2 separate regions of the Homo sapiens genome follow, and region 2 is linked to region 1. Evidence: chromatin contacts called from ENCODE Hi-C or POLR2A ChIA-PET data. All regions are on one chromosome and are shown on one strand. The core of a region is the stretch at or near the end of the contact, and the rest is flanking DNA. Distances in the headings are between cores, read along the strand shown. Region 1 holds the start of ARHGAP20 (Rho GTPase activating protein 20). Region 2 holds the start of RDX (radixin).

What was found. Hi-C counts contacts between places; a loop is a spot of excess contacts on that map. ChIA-PET counts read pairs that join two places held with the same protein, here RNA polymerase II (POLR2A). Pooled maps may share reads with other maps.
Region 2: a map of ascending aorta shows a loop between it and region 1 (2.9-fold over the local background). The contact joins the promoter of RDX here to the promoter of ARHGAP20 in region 1. A Hi-C loop is called at or near these places in 1 of 168 maps with a recorded cell type or tissue (ascending aorta) and 10 of 50 pooled maps. POLR2A ChIA-PET finds 5 or more read pairs at or near these places in 1 of 52 experiments (activated CD4-positive, alpha-beta T cell).

What each region holds. Positions count from the first base shown.
Region 1 is chr11:110,710,798-110,714,607 of GRCh38, reverse strand. It overlaps ARHGAP20 (Rho GTPase activating protein 20), which reads left to right and starts at 2,171. Exons shown (of 15, transcript NM_001384657.1): 1 at 2,171-2,481. The coding sequence starts at 2,377. RefSeq lists silencers at 2,060-2,219, 2,240-2,299 and enhancers at 1,823-2,324, 3,307-3,810.
Region 2 is chr11:110,295,026-110,298,835 of GRCh38, reverse strand. It overlaps RDX (radixin), which reads left to right and starts at 2,222. Exons shown (of 14, transcript NM_002906.4): 1 at 2,222-2,369. RefSeq lists silencers at 1,840-2,639, 2,690-2,739, 2,750-2,849, 2,980-3,039 and an enhancer at 2,253-3,125.

The DNA.
Region 1 (3,810 bases), core at 922-3,421:
CAAGGAGCCAAAGAAGGGTTTAATCAGGGGAGTGATGTGATCAAATTTGTGTTCTTAAAACACGATTCTGGTGATAGCATTAATCTGAGCAAAGTCAGTTTTCTTTAGGTATGGGACAGTTTTCTATGCAAACCAAAACTAATGGGTTTTGAAGTAAAAGCACTTAAAAATTAAGAAGTAAGAGTGAGTTTTCCAAATCTGCAGTAAAATACTACTTTGATTTGGAACATGTAGTATTGATCACAGATCAAACCTGTGCAAAAAAGAAGATCACAAACAGAAACATGGGACACTCTGAGTGAAACAACCAACTCTACCAGTCTGGCCCTTCTAAGATCTATCTCATAACCCTTGTATGCCTCATTAATTCCCTTAGCAAACGAACATTTATTGCACCAGACACTGCTTCAAGCACTTGGTATACGACAAAGAACAACAATAACAACAACAACAACAAAAGCCCACAAAAGATTCCTGCCCTCTGGAAGCTTGCATTTCTCTGAGATATAGATAATAAACACTAAACATACTAAGTAAATTACATGATATATTAGAAGGAGATAAGTGTTATCGAAATAAAACAGAGTAAGGAAAATTGGGAGCGTGCATTTATGATAGGAACCAAAAGAGGCTAACGAGTTGTAAGTGGATGATTTCAGCAAGGAATGAAAGGAACTGCAAAGCCCTCTGCGTGTAGAATTCATGACAAACTCTATGGTGGGGGCAAAGTCCTGTCGCTGCACATGGGTCTCAGCTGCAAAAAGAGAGTAGCCATGAAAAACTGTGTGTGTATATGCACACATACATAAACACAATAATAGATGATTTACAAATCATACATGTGATTTATACGTGTGTGTGATTTATACGTGTGTGTGATTTATAAAGCCTATGTAAGCCTACTTTAAACAGTGTGAGGTGGACAAGGCTTAAAACGGGCTGGAACATTTTCCCCCTATTATTTCCACAATAAACCATTCCTGGGCATGGTGGTGATGTGTGCGCGCGCGAGTGTGTGTTGGACAGCATCCCTTCCTTGGAACAGAGCCGGCCAGAGCCCTATTCTTCTACAACCTGTCCTAATAACAGCCTAACCTGGCAGGAACCTCGATTTTTTTCTTCTTACCACAAAAGCAAACCAAACCCCTTCCACAACCTAATATCATAGCGTGGTGTCCTTCCTCACTAATCCGCCACTGCTTCTCTAGTCCTGACTCCAAGGGAAGAATGCCATCTACCGAATCATCCGTACCAGTCAACCAGCCCCGCAAAGTGCAGCAACACTCAGCTCAACGCGGGTCAGCTCCAAATCCTCTCCCTCTGATTATTCTTTGGCCTTTAAAATATTTTTGCCTCTATTTGGGCTGACAGGAAGTTATGCTCTCGGCGCAGATATCTGATAAACACTTCCACATATTGTAGCCTTCTCAATAGCTTAGCCAAATTTCGGCGTCCTCGCTCTGTCTGCATTTTCCTTCATTGCTCTTTCACGTTTGGAATGCCCCCGTCTCTGCAGCCTGCAGACAGCGGAAACCGCGGGTGCAAATGTGCAGGGGCCGCTGACATGACCGGCTGCAGAAGCCCACTCAGGGTTACCCGAACAGGCTAGCGTTCGGGATTGCACAAGAGGTCAGGCGATGCTGTGGGCTTCCAAATTTGTACAGCTGCGACACTCTGCGACGTGCCACCCTATCCCCAGTGGGGTGGGGTGGGGGATTCCCTCCGCAGTCCGCTGAAAGCGAGGCAGGAATCACTGCAACTCCTCTGCTCAGGCTGAGGTCGCCACCGCTCCGCGGATGCACGCGCTGCAGGGGCGCCTTCCGCCGCGGGCACGGCGCGGGAAGGGATGGGGTCTGGTGGGAGTGGGCAGGTGGCGGGAGAGGCGCGTGTCCGTGCACTAGAGGCCCCCGTGCGTGACACAGGCCGATGAGCTCCTGCGGGCTGCACCCACGCGGAGTCACAGACCGAAAAGGTCAGCCGGTGGCCGGTGTGCTAACATATATAGAGAGACGCCCGCCAGGCGCGCCGCAGGCTGGGACGAGGCTAGGAGGGCCCAGGCTGGAGGAGGGCTGAGGAGGGCTGCGGGGGCGGGCCCCGGCGCAGGGCGCCCGGAGCGGAGGGGGCGGGCCCGAGGCGGGGCGGGCCGCGGCGCTGACGGGCTGTCGCCGCTGCACTCGCCTCCAGCCCGCGGTGTCGAGCGCAGGCGGAGGTACATGGCCCCGACGGGAGGCGCGCGGCGAGCACCCGGAGCTCGGCTCCCTGCCTGAGCACGGCAGCCGCGCCTCCGCCCGCGCGTCCTCGCCCCTCCGGCCGGCAGCCCGCGGACATGATCGTGTAGCCTCCTCCTGGGCTGGGATTTGTTTGAAGATTTTCTTCATGGAAGCGATGTCCCCCCAGCAGGAGACTCTAGGGGGACAGCCGGGGCGCTCCTCTTCCCTGACAGGAGTGTCTCGGCTCGCGGGAGGCAGCTGCACCAAGAAGGTGAGGACGCTGAGCGGGGGCCCGTGCCCTCCGCCGCCGCAGCCCCCACTGCCGGCGCGCGCCCTCCGCGCCCGCCACAGCAGCGCGCTAGGCGGACGCCGCGGGAATTTGACGCTCGAGGCTCGCGGCCCCTAATGAGAGTCCCAGAACACTTCCCGCCCTTGACGGCCAGCGGCAGCGCCGCCGCCTCCCGCAGAGCGCCCGCTTCTCCGTTTCTAGAGCCTTAGTCTCTCCTCGAGCGACCTCGCAGCCTCCCTCCCGTCTCCATCCGCCGCCGGTTCTGCAGCCCGGCTCCTCCCTCAGTCTAGGCGCGCGGGCTGTAGTGGGCGATCGCCTTTCCCCGACCCCTCGCCGTGCCCCTGGGCCTCCCGAAGTGGCCTGGGCGAGCACTGACTGCCCTTTGGCGGTGTCAGCCCCAAAGTCAGGGCCGGCGATGTCTGCCCGGGAGCGGCAGCCGGCGCTGAAGAAGGTAGGCAGCGGGGCTGCGGCGCTGGTGGGCTCGGCCCCCTCACCTGCCCGCCGAGGCGCGGCTGCTCCATAGCAGTTTTCGGGGGGCAGATATGGGGAGTACTGCCCCCCACACCAGGGTCCTGGATGATTCCGGGTCTCCCAGGTGGGGGTCACAGTTTGAGGGGCGACTGTGGATGATAACGCTCGACACTACGGGGACATGTAGGTTCGGCTGGGCCTAGAACCGAGCAGGGTGGGGGCGGGTGGGCTGTGGTTGGGGGTCCTGAGGGCTGAGGTGGGGGACCTTCTCCCTGCACTGGTCCCTGGCCCCTGGGACTCTGGCCGGGCTGGATAGGGATCCGGGTGTCGGTGTGGGCGTGGGGGCAGCGCGTGTTCCCTGTCAAAGCTGGGAGAGGGATGCAGGTGACAACTTGTAGCGTTCCATTCCGATAAACACGGCCGCTGTGCTGCGGGAGGATTCCGATCCGGGTCAGGTTTCGCTGGAACGGTTCCCTGAGCAAGTGCACGTGGGCCGCGGGCTGCCGGCCTCTGCCGTTTCGCTCCCTGAGGAATTGATTTGGGTGTTTCTAGCCCTGTCTGCCTGTCCCCCGCCTCCCCACCCCCGCTTCCAGCATAAGACTTTCCGATATTTTGCCTTTTTTTTTTTTTTTGCCTTGTCTTAGTGGTGCCCTTCCAGCTTTTCTGGAAACAAGTTGCGATTAGAGGCATCTTCTAGCTTTTCCTTAAGAAATATCTTAAGGGATTGCATTTGTTTCATTAGAGACTTAAAGGGGTTACGCAGGTTCCCTGCTTGTCTTGATTTTACTGCCTTTCATAAATCTTCCCACCAGGATCTTAGGTTGGCTAGAGGTCAGTTGA
Region 2 (3,810 bases), core at 973-3,472, 420 kb after region 1:
TTCAAGTCATTCTCCTGCCTCAGCCTCCCAAGTAGCTGGGATTACAGGCGTGTGCCACCACACCCAGCTGAGGTTTGTATTTTCAGTAGAGACGGGGTTTCACCATGTTGGCCAGGATAGTCTCGGTCTCCTGACCTCATGCTCTGCCCGCCTCAGCCTCCCAGGAAGTGCGGGGATTACAGGCATGAGCCACCATGCCCTGCCATGAAAGTTCTTAGGGGTTGAATCACAGTGCCAAATAGCTTTATAAAGAGATTATTTCAGTTTACACTCCCACTCACCATGTCTGAGAGTACCCTTTTTATCTCACCAGCCTTGACTGTTATCTTTCACTTAAATATTTACTAATAGGATACCCAACTAAAATGTTGCAATTTTTGGTCTGTTTGCTGTTGCAGAAGATAGGATAAAATCAAGGCTTTTGGAGTCAAACATATATTTGGGTTTGGTCACTGCTCTGCCACTTCCTAGTTTTGTTACATTGGGGAAATTACTTACCTCTTTTTAAGCTGTCTTATTCATCGATTTTTTTTAAAGGGTCAATAATAGTATTTATCCCAGAGGGTTTTTGTAACCATTAAAAGAGACAGTCATGTAAAAGAATTTCACACCAGTGTCTGGCACCTGACCAACAACAGTGAATCCTTCACTTTCAGTTGCAAAAGTGTGTTATATAATTTCATTTGATTAGTGTACTATGTAGGAATTTACATAATACTTTTTTTTCTTACCTACTTCATGGGAAGTATTACGTAATACTTTGACTATGCCTGCAACCTGATGTGGTAGGCTGAACAATAACCAGGATAATTCTTGCACCCTAGGGAGAGGTAAGGAGTGATCTTTTGGTGGTCCCTAAGAACCACAAGAACCTATTTGGTCGCAAGTCACACACCTGGTTCCCATCCTTGAGGAATTTGCTATCTAAAGGCCCTTGAGTTTAACCCTTGAGTCTCTTGGGGGCTTTTAATTGTTCGGAGAGGTCTCAAAGGGCAATAGTGGAAACTCACTGAAGAGGCAGGCTAGTGAAAGTGATTTGCAGATATTTCCTGGAAAAGCTACTGTCTCACCTAAGGTAAATGCTAAGGCAGGAAGTATAGGAGTTATTTGTCCTATAAAAGTAAGTATACTCAGGCGTTTTGTTATTTGAATCTAAAGTTTGTTCACAAAAGATAAGCTAAAAAAAGTATTGCAAACAGGGCAAGCCAGGCGAATCTGATTTTGTGCGCTTGCTGTTTGTATACTCATAGCAAGTTTTGCTCCCTGAATCATCCCAGCAGACAATACTGAGGGGACTCAGCATGGATTAGATGACAGAAGACTGATCCAGAAGTCAGGAGCTTCCTGTCTCATCCCAGCCACTAACTAAAGTGAGTGGGCTAGACTTAGTCTTAAGATCGAATGCCTAACTTTCTCTAAATCTAGAATTATGTAGGTTTGGCGGCTCTTTGGGGCCCTACTTCCAACTTTTTCTTGCTAACCAACTCCTTCCAACTGCCAAAGCATGTCGTTGGTAATAAAAAATTATCACACATCCTTGCTTGGATTAAAATTTGCACTCCTGATTTGGGGTCTTATCCATTGAGGTTTTGGTGAAGTTTGAAAATTGTCGCTGAAAAATTAAGTTTTTCTAGTTGGCTAAAACCTGCCAAAATAATGTAAACGTTCTTTGTTGCAAATCTAAATTCCGCTCAGGTAGGCCCTTTTCTCCTTCCCAGTCCAGGATCTTCAAACCTAACAGCCAAGTCTCACGCTTCATTTGGTCCCCGGCTCCCTCTGGGAAGAATTCCTCCTCTGGGGGCGACGGCAACGCCCTCAGTGAGTTTGCTGGCACCAGCGGGAGTTTCAAGTTTCCACTCGTTGGGGAGGCGGCGGGCACACTCCGAGCTTTGGGCTGGGCGGCTCCGCTTCCCTCGACCGCAGGTTTAGCTGGAGCCCAGCGCTCTCTGGAAGGGCTCGACCCTCCGGCGCATTCGCCCTATTTCCCTGGGCGCTCCCGAGCCCGCAGCCACCCACCTCGCGTTGGCCGGCCCCAGACCGCGACCCCCGGCCACGCCCGGAGCCAGGCCTGCGGCTGCGAGCCTGCGGGAGGGGCGGGGCGGGGGCGGCCCCCAGCGGCGGCGTTGGCGCTCAGTCCGCGGCGCGAGGACGGCCGGCCGGCAGGGGGAGGCGGGGGGGCGCCGGGCAGCCCCGCCTTTTCCCGCGGAGGCGCCGAGCGGCCATATTGCGGAGCTGTCTGCGGTGGCGGCGGCGCCTCTCGTCTCCCGCGGGCCAGCGCTCGCACCACCGCTTCTCCCTCCCTGTCGCAGCCGCGCCGCCGCGCAGCGCCCCAGCCACACGCCGGCGGGCAGAAGCCGCCCGCTCTCCGGGTAAGGCGCGGCGCCCTCCCTTCCCCCACTCCCCGCTCCCGGTTCCTCCGGAGACGCTAAGGTGGCGGCGCGAAGTTGCGGGGCCCGTGCTGCCCGGCCGTGGCGCCGCCGCCAGGGCTTGGCGCGCCTCCGCTCGCGCCCAGCTGGCCGAGGCGCCACTGTGGTAACGGCCCGGCCGGCCAGGCTCCTCCCGGGGCTGGTAGGGGCCGCGAGGCCCTGCCCGAGTCGTGGCTGAGCCGCGGCCCGAACGTGCCTGGCCGGGCCAAAGTCGACCTTCGCCGCCGCGGGATTCTCCTTTCCTCGGGGCGCGGAGTCTGCCTTCAGCGCCGGTGTCGGACCCCCAGCGCCCTGGGGACGGTGGGCTCCCGCTGCCTGGACTGGGCCCCGGGCCCGGGCTGGCATGGTCCCAAGGGTTGTTTGAAAATCCAGATATTCAGCGTAGGTAGAATTCGATTTTACATTTATTAGAACTTGTTCCCCGGCCTCCAGTTTGAAAGGAGGGGTGTTAAATTACTAGAGAGCGTGCGTTCCGCCCCAGTGGCAAAGGGGATGTTGCATGACAGGCTTTGGGGCGCCAGTCGCTCCCGCCGCTCGCACCCGCCAGGCCAGGGCCGCGGTTCCCGGCCGCAGCTCTACCTGCTGCTGTTGCAGCTCTCGGAGCCCTGTAACTTTCTCGGGCCCTTGAGGCCGCTCAGTTTTAGTGTCTCAGACCCCACCAGACAAGTTCAGTACATGATATCCCTCTTTTCCTTTAAAGGATTCTAAACTCAATTCCCGGACTAACTTTGAAAGGGGGCAGTGCATTTTTGTTTTTTTTTTTTTTTCAGTTTAAACAGACTACATCACTTCCTAGACAGATGTCATGTTTCTTCAGACATTCCCAATATTTGGTGGTTTTTTTTTTTCCTTAAAGAGTAGTTACTAGGTTGGAAATGTGTTAAAAGTCAACTTCATAAAAATATATTTTAAAATACATTTGAGATTTTGGTGGAAGACACGTTGCTGAGGAACTCGATGGCATTCTTGTGGCACTAAGACTGGCAGGATGTAAATATAAAAGTCTAAGATAATAAGGGTTTATTTGATAAACGAGTACTTTGACATAGACATTGTAATCTATTGTTTAAGGAGCATACTTCTTTTTTTTTTTTTTTTTTTAGAACACTAAATACTCTTTTATATGACTGATGGAGCTAAGAAGGAACAATTACCCCGTTCATGTTGCTGGATAAATAATGGCTTGATCCATTTGCCAAAACAGCATCACTGGATTTGAGAAAGGAGACTAATATTCAGGATTGCAGTTTTTTATTTTCAGAATTTCTTTGCTTTCCCCAGTGTGCTTTATCTTCCAGAGATTAATAATACTTTCCTTCAAATACAGCAACATGTAAAACACTCCTTTTGAAGTTAATCGTATGCTGTAAAGACGATTGCAGTG